Linked DNA regions of Homo sapiens: region 2 is linked to region 1. Evidence: read pairs that join two places in POLR2A ChIA-PET (ENCODE). Cell type or tissue: Panc1. All regions are shown on one strand.

Evidence for each region. ChIA-PET counts read pairs that join two places held together with the same protein. Peaks named below come from ENCODE experiments on the same cell type or tissue, not always from the same donor. Only the 100,000 strongest peaks of a DNase experiment are listed, where the experiment ranks them.
Region 2: POLR2A ChIA-PET joins it to region 1 with 12 read pairs; 3 of 35 experiments call an interaction of 5 or more read pairs at or near these places.

What each region holds. Positions count from the first base shown.
Region 1 is chr1:154,808,547-154,816,546 of GRCh38, forward strand. The region is part of intron 2 of KCNN3 (potassium calcium-activated channel subfamily N member 3); the gene reads right to left. Among named protein-coding and RNA genes, the nearest start is that of KCNN3, 58 kb to the right of the region's middle. RefSeq lists enhancers at 4,369-5,028, 5,029-5,686. In Panc1, no CTCF peak of the experiment used is centred here; no DNase peak of the experiment used is centred here.
Region 2 is chr1:154,623,608-154,631,607 of GRCh38, forward strand. It overlaps LOC124904427 (a long non-coding RNA gene), which reads left to right and starts at 4,349. Exons shown (of 2, transcript XR_007066635.1): 1 at 4,349-4,460; 2 at 7,951-8,000. It also overlaps a transcript of ADAR not described here. RefSeq lists an enhancer at 3,476-4,261. In Panc1, no CTCF peak of the experiment used is centred here; a DNase peak (open chromatin) is centred at 4,504; H3K4me3 peaks cover 2,032 bases; H3K27ac peaks cover 2,627 bases; H3K27me3 peaks cover 227 bases.

The DNA.
Region 1 (8,000 bases):
GATCACAAGCCTGTTTAGGGCAGGGACCTTGCTGTCCCCACGGTGCCTGGCTCAGAACAGCCCTTCAATAGCTCTGTGCTGAATGAATTAATCACCTTTTGTCCAGTCCTCAGGGGAGAGAATAGTTGCTATTTCTAACAGCAGCAGGAAGACAAATATCGCCCTGCCCACTCCCCCGCCTCCCATTCCACACATACACACCCACTGGTGGCAATTTCTCTTTGCTCTCAAATCGATATGGTTTCTAGCACATTCTAGCAAGAAGCACCATAAAGAGCTGATAGGGACCTTGGAGAGCCCTTAGCTTCCTCCCCAGATGCACAAGTGAGGGATCTGAGGGCAGTGAGGGGCAGGGTCTGCTGGCGATCACACAGCAGGCAGGTGTCGGGCGGCTCCCGCAGAGCCGCCTCGTGGCTCTGAGTTCAGAGGCGGTGGCTGCTCTGCGCCCACTGGATGGCTCCGCCGTGTCTGGTTACTGATCTCTGGTTTGTGGCTGTGCCTGATGTAGTCACAGGTCAGTGGTCATAGCCAGGCCCAGCTGCTGTGGCTGAGCAGTGTCTCTGAGAACGTCCAGCCACGGTGGCCATGCCTCAGCACTCTCCTGTGACACAACGTGATCTCACCGAGTGACCAGGTGTACGGCTTCACCCGTCCATTTCACAGACTCAACACTCAGCCCCAGCAGCCAAGCCCCAGCACCAGCAGCCACGCTTTCATTTCACAGACTGTGAGTAACACGAGACCGGGTCCAGTCTGTAGTTCACAGCTCTGTCCCATACCAGGCACCGTGCCCCTCACAGAGCATGGCTCAATAAACACGTGTTCTATGAATGCAGAGCAGGCTTATTTGGGGGCTGGGGTGGGAGGGCACATAAAACTACAACCTCACAGGAGGCCACAAAACTTTTAAGATGAAAAAGATTTGCAAATCCTTGAAGTTTCTTCTTTACTTCTCCTGTCTTTAGTCCAACCAAAGAAAGTTTACCTCCCAGATTTGACTTCTGGTTCGACATTTGTATCAATGGTTTAGATGAAGCTATTATACTCAGGCTCATCACATGTGGGAGGGCAGGAAGCTGGGAGGCCCCCAAATACATGTTGCTGAGTGAGATGCTAAAAGGCCTGGACAGACTAGAATGAAGGGCTGAAACAGCTGCAGGGAAACGTAACAGAAGAAAATGAAAGGTACAGTTCTCACCTAAAAAGCCAACGGTATTAGGAAGGATGGGAGATTGAGGGGGCAGAGGGTGGGGAGCTGCTTAGCAGCTCATGAGAAGACAGAGGGGTTTTAGTAAATATTCAATTCAATATAAACTAACAGGCTACCATGAAAGCTAAAAGTCACTGGCTGTCTTTGGCTGCAGTAACAAAGTGAGAAAGCAGGTCGGTGCCTTCTGTACTGACCTGATCCCAGTGGTGTGTAAGGGTCAGTGTGTCACCAGATCCCTGGGCTGCTGTGGACCAAGCAGATCCTGTTCAGAGTAGCAAGATCAGGGTGGAAACAGGATTATTGACATGATTATGGCAGGGAAGTGGGGGCATTTAATCTAGGGAAGTCCTGGGTCCAGCTTAGGGGAGTTTGGGTGGAAGGCTGCTGGCACCTTACCATAGGAACGGGCAGAAGGAGGGGAGAATATGGGCGGGGAAACAGGAAGAGCTGCTGAAGCCTGACTCACCCAGGCCACTGGCAGCCCAAGGCACAGTGTCTAAGGGAAAGACCAGACTCAGCCCAGGCAGATGATGGCTTGGGGTTAGAGGCAGGTCTGATCCTGAGGGCCTGGGGACTATCAGGGACACTGTGACTCCAGGCGAGCAGAAGTAGAAGTCAGCCCCTCAGAAGGCAGGGAGGCAAGAAAGAACAAGACCCAGTATGGGGCTCAGTGAGGCTTCAAGGAAGACCCTAGCCTTCCTTGGGATCAGAAGGCAAGGCAGAGAAACTGAAGCGGGTCCCAGTTCTGATGGCTGGGCAGGTTACCCTGAGATGGCTGCCCTTCTACCTCCCCAAGGGTGCTGGGCCTCATCCTTGAGGCAAGCCTTGGACCCAAGGGGAGGACAATAGGGAAACCAGGAGAAGGAAGGGATTTTAATAGGCAGAGGAGCCACCACAAGGCACAGCCAAGGTGGGGGTGTGGCTGGGATGAGGGCCTCCAGAGCTGCTGCAAGGTTGGACCAACACTGGGTTACTGTTCAGCCCTAGGCTTCCTAATATTCACCCTTGTTGGAGGGAAGTCCCCATGACTCAGCCCACCTTCTAGGCTGCTTCTAGCCATTGTAGGAACCAGGGGTAGAAGAGTTAATTTGAGGACGGGCCTCTCTCCCCCAGGCAGGGCAACCTGGCTAGCTTTGGAGATGGTCAACTCAAACAGTTGACCTCAAAACCCTCTGCCCTCACCAGCCACATGACTGTGGACACATCTCTTACCTTCTCTGCTTCAGTTGCTTTATCTATAAAGGGGGTATGAATACAGAGCCTAACTACGGGACTGTCGCCAAGAATCACTGAGATGATAAAGTAAAGGCACAGTCTCCAGCACACAAGAGATCAACAGATGGAGGCGACACTATTACCACCTGTGGGATTACCAACCACTTCCCCAATCGAAACTTGGAATCAGAACCCCGGCCCGTGACGTTAGGGCGATGGGACAGGGTAAAGGTAAGTTTAGGGGCTGACAAAGTGGGAGATGCTTGTGGAGATGATGTGCGAAGAGAGCTCACCACAAGCCTTGGTGGAGGCACACAAGGCCACACAGAAAATGACAAAAGTCAGTTCTGGAGATGGATGGTGGTGACAAATATACAATAATAAGGATACAAATATATATATAAGAATATAATTAGACAATTAACGTCACTGAACCATATACTTAAAAATGGTTAAAATGCTAAATTATAGGTTATGTATATTTTACCACAAGTTTAAAAAGTGTTTTAAATGAACAAGTCTCAACTTGGACCCAGGTCTACGGACCGCAGGCTCAGTGTCTCTCCCACCATCATGCTAACAGGACAGGTTTGTATGGGAGATGCCTTTGGAGGAAACAAAACTGCTCAATTGAATTGCATCGAATTCTTTAATTCAAAGGTAAATCGGGGCAGTTCATCTCTTTTCCTCGTCCAATTGTTGGGTTTTGGAGAATTTGAGCAGTGGTGATTTTGCCATTTTTTCTCTTAAAAACAGGAAAATGTCATTTTACTAGATTTGTACTCAACAGGAAACTAGAATTATCAGAATTTTCTTGATAGCACAATGCAACAACACTTGTATAGAAGCCTCCAAACACTAAAGATTCAACAGTGCCTTCCAACTTTACAAATTCTCAGAGAGTCAATGATCCTTACCCCAGGAGTCACTGAGTCCTACTATGCACAGTGCTCTTCGTTAGGCACAGCAGGGGTGGCTGCAGGGATGATTGGGAAGACGCTGGCCTCCCTGAGCTTAATTGAGTGCCATGTTTCTTAATAAGAGTGTGCACTGGCCCCCCTGCGGTGCTGTCAAAACACACATTCCCAGGCAGTGGGGTTCACCTGCCTATGCAGGACCCAGATATGACACGGGGGATCTGAGGCACACCCCTGATTGAGAACCGCTGCCACGGGGGAAATGATCATCATTGAAAAATGGTAACAACAAAACCAAATAGAACGGATTAACTTTGAAAAAGTCAGGGATGACACACCTTGGCACTCTCAGAGAAACAGAATATTCTTTTTTTTTCTTTTTTTTTATACTTTAAGTTTTAGGGTACATGTGCACAACGTGCAGGTTTGTTACATATGTATACATGTGCCATGTTGGTGTGCTGCACCCATTAACTCGTCATTTACATTAGGTATATCTCCTAACGCTATCCCTCCCCCATCCCCCCACCCCACAACAGGCCCCGGTGTGTGATGTTCCCCTTCCTGTGTCCATGTGTTCTCATTGTTCAATCCCACCTGTGAGTGAGAACATGCGGTGTTTGGTTTTTTGTCCTTGCGATAGTTTGCTGAGAATGATGGAGAAACAGAATATTCTATTAAGCTGAGCACTTGTTCCCCATGACTTTGGAGAAGTGGGAGTGCGCGTTCATGGAAGGAGTTTGGAATGGATTGTTAAGGCAGGGGACTTGGCCACTTACTCTATTATCCTGAAAACTTTAAGCTGTCTGACCAGCTCCTGTGTGTAAGAGACTCAAGAGGAGTCACCTTTAAACTTTAAGATGTTGGAGCCAAAGAGCTGTCTTTATTATTGTTTTCTATGTCAAGTTTGAGGCTGTGTTTAGGGGACAGCCAGCTCTGTGACTGGGCAGAGGCAAGGCTATTAAGAGAAGGGACAGAAGTTGTTCGGACAGTCCCACAAAGGGCCTCCTGAACACAAACCAGGTCAGTCATTGTTACCAAAAACCGCTCACAGCCACTCTCCCGACATTTTCCTCTCCTTGTCAGGCAGTGCCCCTCAGACATGGAATTCTGGCTACAATCAGAGTTCTCAGAGATCCTCTGGCCTAATCTGCCCACTTTACAGACAACACAACTGAGATTGAGCTAGAACAAGTAGCTTGTCCAAGCTCACAAGTGATCAGCATCCCAGACAAACTGGCCCTGGCCTCTCGTCCCATGTAGAATGGGCAGAGGGTTGCTGGGGTGGGAGCCCCTTGGGCAGGGCAGTTGTTAGGCTGCTTTTTTTTTTTTTTTTTTTTTTTGAACATTTTCATTCTCTCAGCTGCCCATGCTGGGACTGTGATTTTTTGTATCCTGAGTTACACTGGAAGCTTCCTGAGAAGCGTGTCCACGGCCCCCTCACTTCACATGGCCTAGGGCGAGGACAAGTGTGTGGTTTCCAAGGTAACACATAGCTGGGTGGATTCAGCCTCCCGGGCCGCCTCCTCTTCCTGGGAGGCTTCATCTTAAGCCCGCAGGGGAGGAGGCGTGGGAGGCCAGGCGACGCACCGCCTTCCCATTCACAAACACGGACTCTTCCCGAAACCAGTCTCCCCTCTGTCCTCCTGCCAGGGTTCAAGGGCAGATGACCCCTCCCCACCCCGTCCTGAACTCCTGGAGCTAAGGAAGCTCCTGGAGGACTTGGCAAGAGGCGTTTGCCTGGAAGTCAACAGAACCCCAGCTGACGGGGAGGTCAAGCCTTAACATGCCCGGAGCAGGGCTTTTCACACCTGTTAATGGACACAGCACCACCCAGTGAGAGCATGATCCAGGATGACATTCCCCAGAGACAAAACAGAAAGTCAATACAGGCAGCCGAGAAACAAGCCTTGCTGCCACCACGAGCACACCCACCCCATCGGAGACGCCAGCCAGGGCCAGGGAGAGCAGCCGGGGGCCCTCACACCTGAGGGACAGGGAGCAGGGGCAGGAAAGCCCCCTCTGAGGCAGAAAGGGTTAAGCCCAAGTGTTTAAATGTTTAGCAAATAAAACCAAAATGTCACACAGAGACTGCCAGGGCTGGTGTAGTAACCATGGCAATCCATGGCCAGCGGCCGATCCAAGTGAAAAGGTGCTGGGATCGAGGTGGGCCTCCCAGAGAGTGGCAGGGAGGGCCATGGTGGGCATGGCCAGCTCACTGGGCAACCTGCTGGGACCCGCAGCCCCTTAGGATGCAGAAAGCACGGGCCAGATGCCAGGTCTGTGGGCTTCAGGTCAGGCTCTCAGCCTGTTAGAGGCTCTACTTTCTCCTTAGAATGAGGAGGGAGTAAATCTGCCATGCCTACCCCAGTTTTGTCATTCATTCATTCATTTATTCAGCCTACACTCATTGAATAGCACCTACTATGTGCTAGGCACTCTCATGCCTTTGGGGGTCCAACAGTGAAACCAATACAGTCCCCACTGCCATGGAGCCCACAGTCAGAGAAGGGAGTTGCAGGCAAGAAATAGTATTCACAACCAACATAAGACACGCAGGGACAAGTAAGAGCCGCTGCTATAAGAGCTGGTGCTAGGTCCACTCCTAGAAGGGGCACCCTGGGGTCAGGGAAGGGGGACGATGGCCAGAGAGAGTTCCTGGAGGAGGAAATATCTATGCTGAAACCTAAAAGGCAAAAAGGTGAAGGCGGCCAGGCCCAAGGCCTCATAGATGTGAAAACCCTCTAAAAAATACAAAGCGCTAGACAAGATGTGGCCACACCATCGTCTCTGAGGCGCTTGCTAATGTATCAGCTCTGAGCTTTCTGTCTTCAAAGTGTAGTCTGACGAGGATTTATTCCATGGTGTTCTGACTTCTCGGGCCCAGTTGGTGGTGTAGCTCCTCTCTCTATTTCTCCCTTTCTTTCTAGCCCCACTGTGCACAGCTGGGCCAGGCAGGAGGCCGAGGCCCAAAGAAGAGCAGCGCTCCAGTGAATCCCCATCACCAGTCGCTGTTCTCTGGAACACATTCCCCATTTTCAATTTCCCTTGTGTGCTGTGATCATCCAGGGGCACACTCATGAAAGTGGGACAGGAGAGGGATGTAAACCTGGCAGAGGAGGCCCCCATCTGGAATTTCCTTGTCAAGGTCTCCTCCCCTTCAGTACGAGTGGCCCGAGCTCCCTCCTTCCATCTGCTCATCACACCTGAGTTAAGGAGCTGACATGCTCAAACCTAGCCAGGCTGAGAAGTCTGTCTGGGGGTCTCAAGATCTCGGAGGTTCAATGAAGGTATTTCTAATTCATCAACCAACCAGCCAGAGACACCCTTAGGAAACCTCTACCAGGTGTCTGAAGAAGGATGGGGACTCTAGCCCCTACCTGGGGGGTTTGGGCAGCCTCCACCTCCCTTCGGAGGACAGGCACAGCTTCCTTCTCTTTTTTTTTCCTCTCCTGAAACGCTCTGGGCCAGCTTTGTCCTGAGCATACAAGGTCTCTGCTCCTGGCGAATGCAGGGCACAGCATCATCTCCGCGTGAAACCTGCCCAGCCTCTCTGGGAGAAATGCATCACTCCCTCCTCCGTGGCCACTTGGTGTTTCACAGACCCTCATATTATGGCACTTATGACCCTGGGTCACAGTGGATAAAGGTCTAGGACAAACCAATTTCCAAAGGCAGGAATCAGGTCTGCTTTATTTCTGGATTCTCAATGCCTAGCACAAAGTAGTCCTACAATAAATGTTTGTTGAATAAGTAAACGAATGAATGGACTCACCATTTTTATAGACTGTACTAGGGTTGGAAAATTTAGAGAGGTCAGTACGTGCTCTGCTATTATACCTTGTCTCTCAGTGCCAGGACACCTTACAGGTTACATTCAGGATGTGACTTGAGCCTGCTTTCTTTTACAGGGAGAAGGGAGGGTGAGGGCACAGAGCAAGACGCAACGTGAGTTGTCCTGTCTGTTCTTTCAGGGGAAGACACCACTAACTCATTTAGCGGTGGGACCCCAAAGCACCTGGGCCAGCAACACCTCCTGCATTACAGACACCCATGTCCCTGTGACAGCACATTACACGCACCCAGGAGGACACTCCCATCCACAGAGCAATTATGCCACAGGAAGTGAGGCTTCCTATAATTTATGTCCTGTAATTTCAAGTAATTTCCCTGTCTGCTCAGAACTCTATTGGTATTTAATGAAAATATCCACTTTTATATACCTAATAAATTAAAAGCCTCCCCTTTTTTTGGTCCCTTGTATTTCAAATTCATGAGGTTGAAGGCCCATAGTTTGTTACTACCGTTACGTTTCTGTTGAGTTTGAAAAAGACTGGAAACATCTGAGACCAACGCTAGATCTTGAGGGGATTGATATCCCCAGGCAAGAGTGGATCTCCACCCCATTGATCTGATTGATGCCTTTTACTTTGAATATGGCCAAGAACCACAATTTGAAATTAATGATCTCTGAAGCTCCCATTCTGGGACTGGATTATATGAACTCTGCCACTGCTCTGTATCCCATCCTGGGTCACAGTAGTCTCTTCAGTTTAATTCAATAAACATTCACTGACTACCTGCTACGTGCCCGGCATTGGCCTGGATGTAGGGACGGCACCTCCCATCCCTGCAACTTTATTAAGGATGCCAGGCTC
Region 2 (8,000 bases), 180 kb before region 1:
TATTTCCTTGTCAGCAATGGTTAATTTACAACGCTAAAAGACAGCCATCAGGTCATAGGCTTGGGGTTGCTGACAGGGAGCTTTTTCAGTATGCATAGAGAAAGCAGCAAGAAGGCCGGGCACAGTAGCTCATGCCTGTAATCCCAGCACTTTGGGAGGCTGAGGCGGGTGGATCACCTGAGGTCAGGAGTTCAAGACCAGCCTGGCCAACATAGTGAAACCCCATTTCTACTAAAAATACAAAAATTAGCCGGGGGTAGTGACGGGCTCCTGTAATCCTAGCTACCCGGGAGGCTGAGGCAGGAGAATCACTTGAACCTGGGAGGTGGAGGTTGCCGCCAGCCAAGATCGTGCCACTGCACTCCAGCCTGGGGGCGACAGAGCAAGACGAGCAAGACTCCATCTCAAAAAAAAAAAAAGAAAAAGAAAGCAGCAAGAGAGAATGAAGTCAATAAAGAAAACGGAGCCGAAAAAGGAAGGGCCAAGAAAGCCCTCATGACATCATTTTAGCCCCAGGATCCAGCCATGCCTGAAGCTTGCCTTTGGACTTTCTAGTTAAATAATCAAAGGGAGGAAAAAACCTTTTTTTGCTTAAGTTAATTTACACTGGGTTTGTGCCACTTGCAAGTAGATTAATATACAGTCCTTTTGGAGAAGAGCTTCATTCTGTGTGCATGTGGCAAGGGGTGGTACAGAAGGAAAGGGAGGCTGATGTCAGAGGGTCTCACCTATTAAGTCTGATAAAGTCTGATAAAGATGGTGAAATAGGTAGCTTCAAGGTAACCAGAGGGTATAGAAGCAGCAACTAGACCTCCTTGGGTGGAGGAACTGAGGGGGGTGTAAGTCACAGTCTATATGGATGGGTTATATAAATTTTGTATGTTCCTAATAGTTCACTATACAACTACAAGTCATCTTTAAACATCTTTAAGACACAGAATAGCTCATCAAAAATACCAGGAATATCATCTGTTTAAAACTAGTGTACTATTCCTACAATGAATGCACATCAATCACAGGTCTTTCCCAAATATTTAATTTTGAGACAAACTTAATATTTTGAACTCTTTATCCCTGATGTCAAACAATCATCCAGTGTTCTCCAGAAAACTCAAGCAGTTGTACCCATTAAGGTCCAAGTCTAACAGATGTTATAGCAAAACAAATTGCTCTATCTCAAGAGATTACTACAGAAGCCCAAAAGCTCAGATTCTGTTGTTCACATATTTGAGAACTCTAATCAGTTGGTCACAGATAATACTACCAATCTTGGTCTGAAACAGGGCTTCAAATCTTTAAATCCATGAATCAGAAAAATGCTCATATTACAGTGTGTTATAGTATAAAAATAGCTGGCTTAAGGAGCCTGTGTGTAATAAGCACTGGGCCTCCTTCTGGCAGAAATAACAATGCCTCAGGATTTCTTTTTTCCACAAGCATTTTCCGAATACCTACTTTGTGCCCGTCATCCCAGCACAGTGTACCCATGAGCCTGTCCTTTTTCTCTGGGTGAAAAGGCCAAACCTTGGTTCATATCTGGACAATGCTGAGTAAAAAATGTAAAATAAAAGATAATGTATCATTAGACAATTTGAGATGTTATTCTTGCAGCCAATCCTGGCCCACTAAACTCTGTCTGGGCCTCCTTTCCCCCACTGCACCAGGTTTACATTGCTGGGATACTAGTCACTGAGAAAGAGCAAGACTCAAACCACATAGCCTGATGAGCAAGGGCAAGAGCAAGACTTGCTAGACACTGAGAAAGAGCAAGACTCAAACCACACAGCTGGCTTCAAGTTCCAGCTTTGCCGTTAATTAATGTCAGGACCTTAGCCAAGATTCACTTCTGCATCTATAAAATGGGGATAATATTTAGTGCACTCAGTTGTTAGAGGGATGAAATAAGTTAGTATATGTAAAGTGCTCAACACCGTGTCAGGTACATAGCAAGTGCTAAAGAGAAGCGAAAGGCCTGGCGCGGTGGCTCATGCCTGTAATCCCATCACTCTGGGAGGCCTAAGTGCGCAGATCACTTGAGGTCAGGAGTTCGAGACCAGCCTGGCCAACATGGTGAAACCCCATCTCTACTAAAAATACAAAAATTAGCCGGGCATAGGCCAGGCACGGTGGCTCATACCTGTAATCCCAGCAGTTTGGGAGGCCGAGGCAGGTGGATCACCTGAGGTCAGGAGTTCGAGACCAGCCTGGCCAACATGGTGAAACCCTGTCTTACTAAAAATACAAAAATTAGCCAGGCATGGTGGCATGCTCCTGTAATCCCAGCTACTCGGGAGGCTGAGGAGGGAGACTCACTTGAACCCGGGAGGTAGAGTTTGCAGTGAGCTGAGATCGCATCATTGCACTCCAGCCTGCGCGATGGAGTGAGACTCTGTCTCAAAAAAAAAAAAAAAAAAAAATTAGCCAGGCATGGTGGTGCACATCTGTGATCCCAGCTACTCGGGATAAAATTGAAAAATAATAAAATAAAATGAGAAGCTATAATTAATAAAGTGAGTTTTTTTTTTTTTGAGATACAGTTTCGCTGTCGTCCAGGCTGGGGTGCAATGGTGGATATTGGCTCACTGCAACCTCCACCACCTGGGTTTGAGAGATTGTCCTGCCTCAGCCTCCCAAGTAGCTGGGATCACAGATGTGCACCATCATGCTGGTCTAATTTTTGTATTTTTAGTAGAGACGGGGTTTCACCATGTTGGCCAGGCTGGTCTCGAACTCCTGACCTCACATGATCCACCTGCCTCGGCCTCCCAAAGTGCTGGGATTACAGGCATGAGCCACTGCACCCGGCCTAAAGTGAGATCTTCACCTCTTTGCAGTTCTAGAATTTAATGAAGTGTACAGCAGAGAGATTATGGATTTTGAGATTTCCCCTCCACTACCACCCCCAAGTCTGCATATCATATCTGGCAGAATAGCAAACATCTAAAATAGCAAAAAGTTCCCCTGCTTCTCAAGCAGCTGTACCAATAGGAAACCTTCAGCAAGGGAGCAAGTCCAAGCTCCTGGGTACTGGGCCCTTACTAATAATAGCTAGACACTTCGAATTCTGACACCTCGGGCAAGGTAGATATAATTATCTTCATTTTGTAGATAAGCCCAAGTAGGAGTGGAGAGGTTAAATAACTCATTCAATGTCAAACAGCTGCAAAGTGGCAGACCTGACTCCAAAGTTCATGTCCCCTTTCCACTCTATTTCCCTTTTTCCCATATAGCAAGCACTAACTGTTTGTAAATAACGACCAAGATATTTCAAGAGATCTTTAAAAGGATGGGAACAAGGCTTCTCTGGTGGAGAAAGAAGTTGGCATCACAACTGCTGACAGTTTGACGCCCCTGCCTTCTCTGCCCCCAATGACCCGCTCTAGCAATCCTGCCTCCCTCTCTAGCAACAAGACACTGTGTAGGCCTCTGTTTGCAAGTCTCCTCCCGTGGCAGCCTAGACTCTGCTCCCTCCGCTAATTGCATACTTGGGCTCCTCCACACAACATTCAAAATCCAATGACAGGTATCCCTTTTTGGAAGGCAAGTTTCCCAAACTCTGATACCAACACGAAACACCTGGGGCCGGATTACCCTCTAGTGGGGCCCCCAAATCAAGCTAAACAGAGAAGGAAGAGGAGGTGACGCAACTAGGCCTCCTGCACCAGGCCAGACAGGCTGAGCGCGGCGGCCGTGACCCCGCAGTGAGCTTTCCACAGTGGCCTCCTACGCCTTCCCTGTGGAAGGCACGCCAGGGCGGCGATGTTATCTCTGGGATAAAGGGCCGGTCCTAACGCAGTTTGTGGTAGAAGGCGCAGCAAAAGCGCCTACCGCGGCGAGTCCCAGGCAGCTCACTCTCCAGTCACTCTCCGAGGCGGGGGAGCCGGCGAGAGGGAAACAAGGGCCTTTGGTACCCAGCTGTTGGGCCTTTGGTACCCAGCTGCTGGGCTCCGGCTGGCACGAGCGCCGGAGCATCCGTGCGCAGCCTCTGCCGCCCACACTCGCGCACACACGGGCGCGCACACACGCACAAAAGTACACCGGCCCGGGCGTCCGCCTCCTGGAAGGCTGCCGAGACCGGCCACTGTGCCCCTACCAGCTGCGTCCCCACCCAGCCCTGCGGCCACCCTCAGTGCCCTGCCGGGGCGCCCCCACGCTTCCTCTAACATCAACGCCAGAGACTGGAGAGGCCGCATGGGCCGCGCGTTCCAGCCCAGGCAGGTGTAGCCGAGAAGGACAGAGGCTCTTACCGGGTCTTGCACTTCCTCGGGACACGGCCGGACACCCGGAGACTGCCAGTGCGGCCGCGACCCTCCCCCCACCCTCCCCCACCACGTAGCCTTCTCTACCTTCAGTCGGGAATCAATGGTCTGGTCGCAGATTGGTGACATCATTGGCGCGCCGGGCGTGGGAGGAAGAACCACGTGATTCAACCTCTTTTGTTTGCGCTCTAGGAAATTAAGGTTTTTGTTGCTACGTCTTCCTTGGTTTTTTACGTTGTGTTAATGCCGCTGTTTTGGGTACAGTGGGGAGTAGGTACATGGGTTTAGGATGCTGCATTTTTGCCCATGGCCTTGATTGAACTCCTTAGTCATTTATAACGTGGTTGGGCCGGAAGGCCTGAGAAGATACGTAGGTACAATCCTCTTTTAAAAAGACCACAGAATTAGCCAATAATACATTATAACCAGTAGTCTTTGAATGGCCCGTTTAAATTAAATTAAACGAATTCATTTTTAAAATAATATAATGAACACCTTCTTTAACTTGACATGCTAACCAAGAACTAAAATATTATCAATTAACTTTCATCAGCTTGTAAGTGGTCCCCATCTTGTGCCACTGCCTCTCCATCAGAAGTAACTCCCATCCTGAATTTGTGTTTACACAACTATTATATTGCTTTAATTTCTTTTCACATTTATATATATTACTAAGCAATGTATTTTTACTTTTCTTAGTTTTGTGTGTATTTCCAAACTCTCATCTAGAGGCCTGGGCCTGGTACATTTTTCTTTACTCATCTTTATTGACCGAAGTTACATTTTGTTCATTTTCACTGCTACATAAAAATCCATTATGTACCATAATTTATCCATTCTCCAGCTGCCAAGTCTTTGTGCAATTTCCAGTCTTTTGCTCTTTCCAACAGTGTTGGAAATCAGCATTGCTTTCTGGTGCCCCTGTGCAAAAATGTCTCTTGGGTGTATTTACCTAGGAATAAAATTGATAGGACTTTGGAATGCCAGTATTCCACTTTATATGATAGTACCAAATTTTTATCCAAAGTGGTTGTACCAGTTTATACTCCTACCAGCATCCACATCTTCTCTAACACCTCAGATTTCTTGGCTTTTGCTAATGCATGGTCTCAAACTGCCCTTATTGAGGTTAAGCATCTCTTTTAAATATGTATTGTCCATCTGTAGTTTCTCTTCTGTGAAATGTCAGTGTAGGGCATTTGAGGGATTTTTAGGGCTGAGCAAGAAAAAATATATGACCAGGAGGTGACAGTAGCACACTCAAGCTTTATTTGTGTGAGCTTTGACAGGTTTGTATTTAGGGGAAGTCCTTGGCAGCATGAGAAGATCCAGAGATTGGGGGTGGAGAGGAACCATCCAAAAGGGGAAAAGAGAAGGAAACTTCCAGAAGAGAGTGGCCTTACCATGTCCAGGTGATGTTGTTCAGCGGCCTGTGGGAAGTCTCTGTTTCAGAAAGCTCCCAAGGGCAGCAGCAAATTGGAGTCTTCATAAACCACAGATTTATCTTATCTATGACTAACAGATGTTGGGCACAGTTTCATGAGGTATACAAAGCAGGCAAGCAGCTCTAAATGCCTAAAAATCTGCTTAGTTGTGTTATATTTAAAATGCCTGGATGTATAAACATTTGAGTTAGGTGCTGAAAGGCTTTTGAGATAATAGATACCAGCTTGCTGTGAAGAAATAAACAACTCAGGGACCCAGATACAGAGGCCATCTTTGGCTCTTTATATAACAGTCAGTTTGAGTCTTTTATTATTGTTTTAGTGGATTGTTTGCTACATTATTCACAAACTTAGGGCACTGATTCTTCATCAGTTATATGTGTTGCAAATTTATCCTTCCATATGTATCCTTTCATTTTCTATTTTGGTAGATGTTCTTAACTTTGAATTTATTAATATTTATCCTGTTTTTCTTTTCCCCGTACCCTAATATTTATTCACTTACTCTTACTCCTAAAAATCTTTAAATCCTTATTCTCTCTGGAATTTACTTTTGTATATGGTGTGAGGTAGGGATCCCATTTTACTTTTTACATACAAATGACCTTTATTTTTCCCCAGGTTTGTTTATTGACTAGCCCCACCTTTCCCAACTTTCCCACCTTTCCCAACTTTGTTATATATCAACATTCCAGTTACTTATGGGTCTATTTCTGATCTATCTATTCTCTTCCACTGGAAAATTTGTCTATCTTGATGTCAACACCACATTATTTAATTACCACAGCTTTATAAAAAGTCTTGATATTTAGTAGTGCAAAATCTCCCTTTTATTCTTCATCCATCTTCTTTTTTTGGGCTATGCTTGGTCTTTAGTTTTCCCATATTTTAAGGCAAGCATCTCAAGTTGCACACACAAACAAGTTGCACACACACACACGCAGCAGTAACAACAACAAAAACCTGTTGGCATTGCATTGAATAATAAATAACTAATATATAAATTTGGAGAGAATTGACATTTTATGATTCTGAGTCTTCCATAAGCAAGGGATAACTTTCTTTTTATTAGGTCTTCATTAATGCTTTAATTTGGATTTATTATTCTCTTTGTCCAGATCTTGCACATCTTTTGGGGATTTTATTCCTAGATTCTTTGTAGTTTTTGTTGCTATTATAAGTGATGTCCTTTAAAAATATGCTTTCTAATTTTTTGATGATCATATAGAAATAAATTTGATTTTTGTACATTGATATTGTATCCAGCCACAATGCTAAACTCTTGTTTGTAGTAATTTATTTATTGATTCTTTTGGATTTTGTATGTAAACAATCATTATCTGAAAATAATGCCAGTTTCCCCCTTTCCTACGCCCAACCCTTATTGCTTTTTATCTATCTTAAAGTGTTACACTGGTTTGGCCAGGCTCAGTGGCTCATGCCTGTAATCCCAGCACTTTGGGAGGCCAAGGCGGGCAGATCATGAGGTCAGGAGATTGAGACCATCCTGGCTAACATGGTGAGACCCTATCTCTACTAAAAATACAAAAACTTAGCCGGGCGTGGTGGCGGGTGCCTGTAGTCCCAGCTACTTGGGAGGCTGAGGCAGGAGAATGGAGTGAACCCGGGAGGCAGAGCTTGCAGTGAGCTGAGATTGCACCACTGCACTCCAGCCTGGGCGACAGAGCCAGACTCCATCTCAAAAAAAAAAAAAAAGTGTTACACTGGTTTGGGGGAGAAGGCAGTGCATTGTTCCAGTACAGTGTTATTGGAAATGGTGATAGTGGGCATTCTTGATGCTCTTGATATTCGAAAGGGAAACTTAGTATTATTTTTGTATATTTTATGATAAAACATTTAGAATGATATTTTTGTAGGCGTTTTGTAAATCTCCTTTATCAGGTTAAGGAAGGTACCTTTTATTCCTAGTTGAATAAAATTTAAAAATCTTGAATGGATTTGAATTTAATTTATTTCTACATCTATTGAAATCATCACACAATTTCTTTCTCCCTTTAATATGTTAATATGGTAGATGACATTTATAGATTTTATATTAAACTACTTATCCTTGCATTCCTAGGATAAACAACTGGACCATAAAGTCTCAATTTTATATGCTATTGTGCTCTATATATTCTATGTCTATGTTATATTCTATGTAGGATTTTTGCGTTTGTGTTTATGAAAAACATGGACTTGTGATATTCCTTTCTCATTCTGTCTTGATCTGTTTGGGTTTCAAGGCTCATAAAGTGACATAAGGAGTATTCCCTTTTTTTGTATCCTCTGGAAG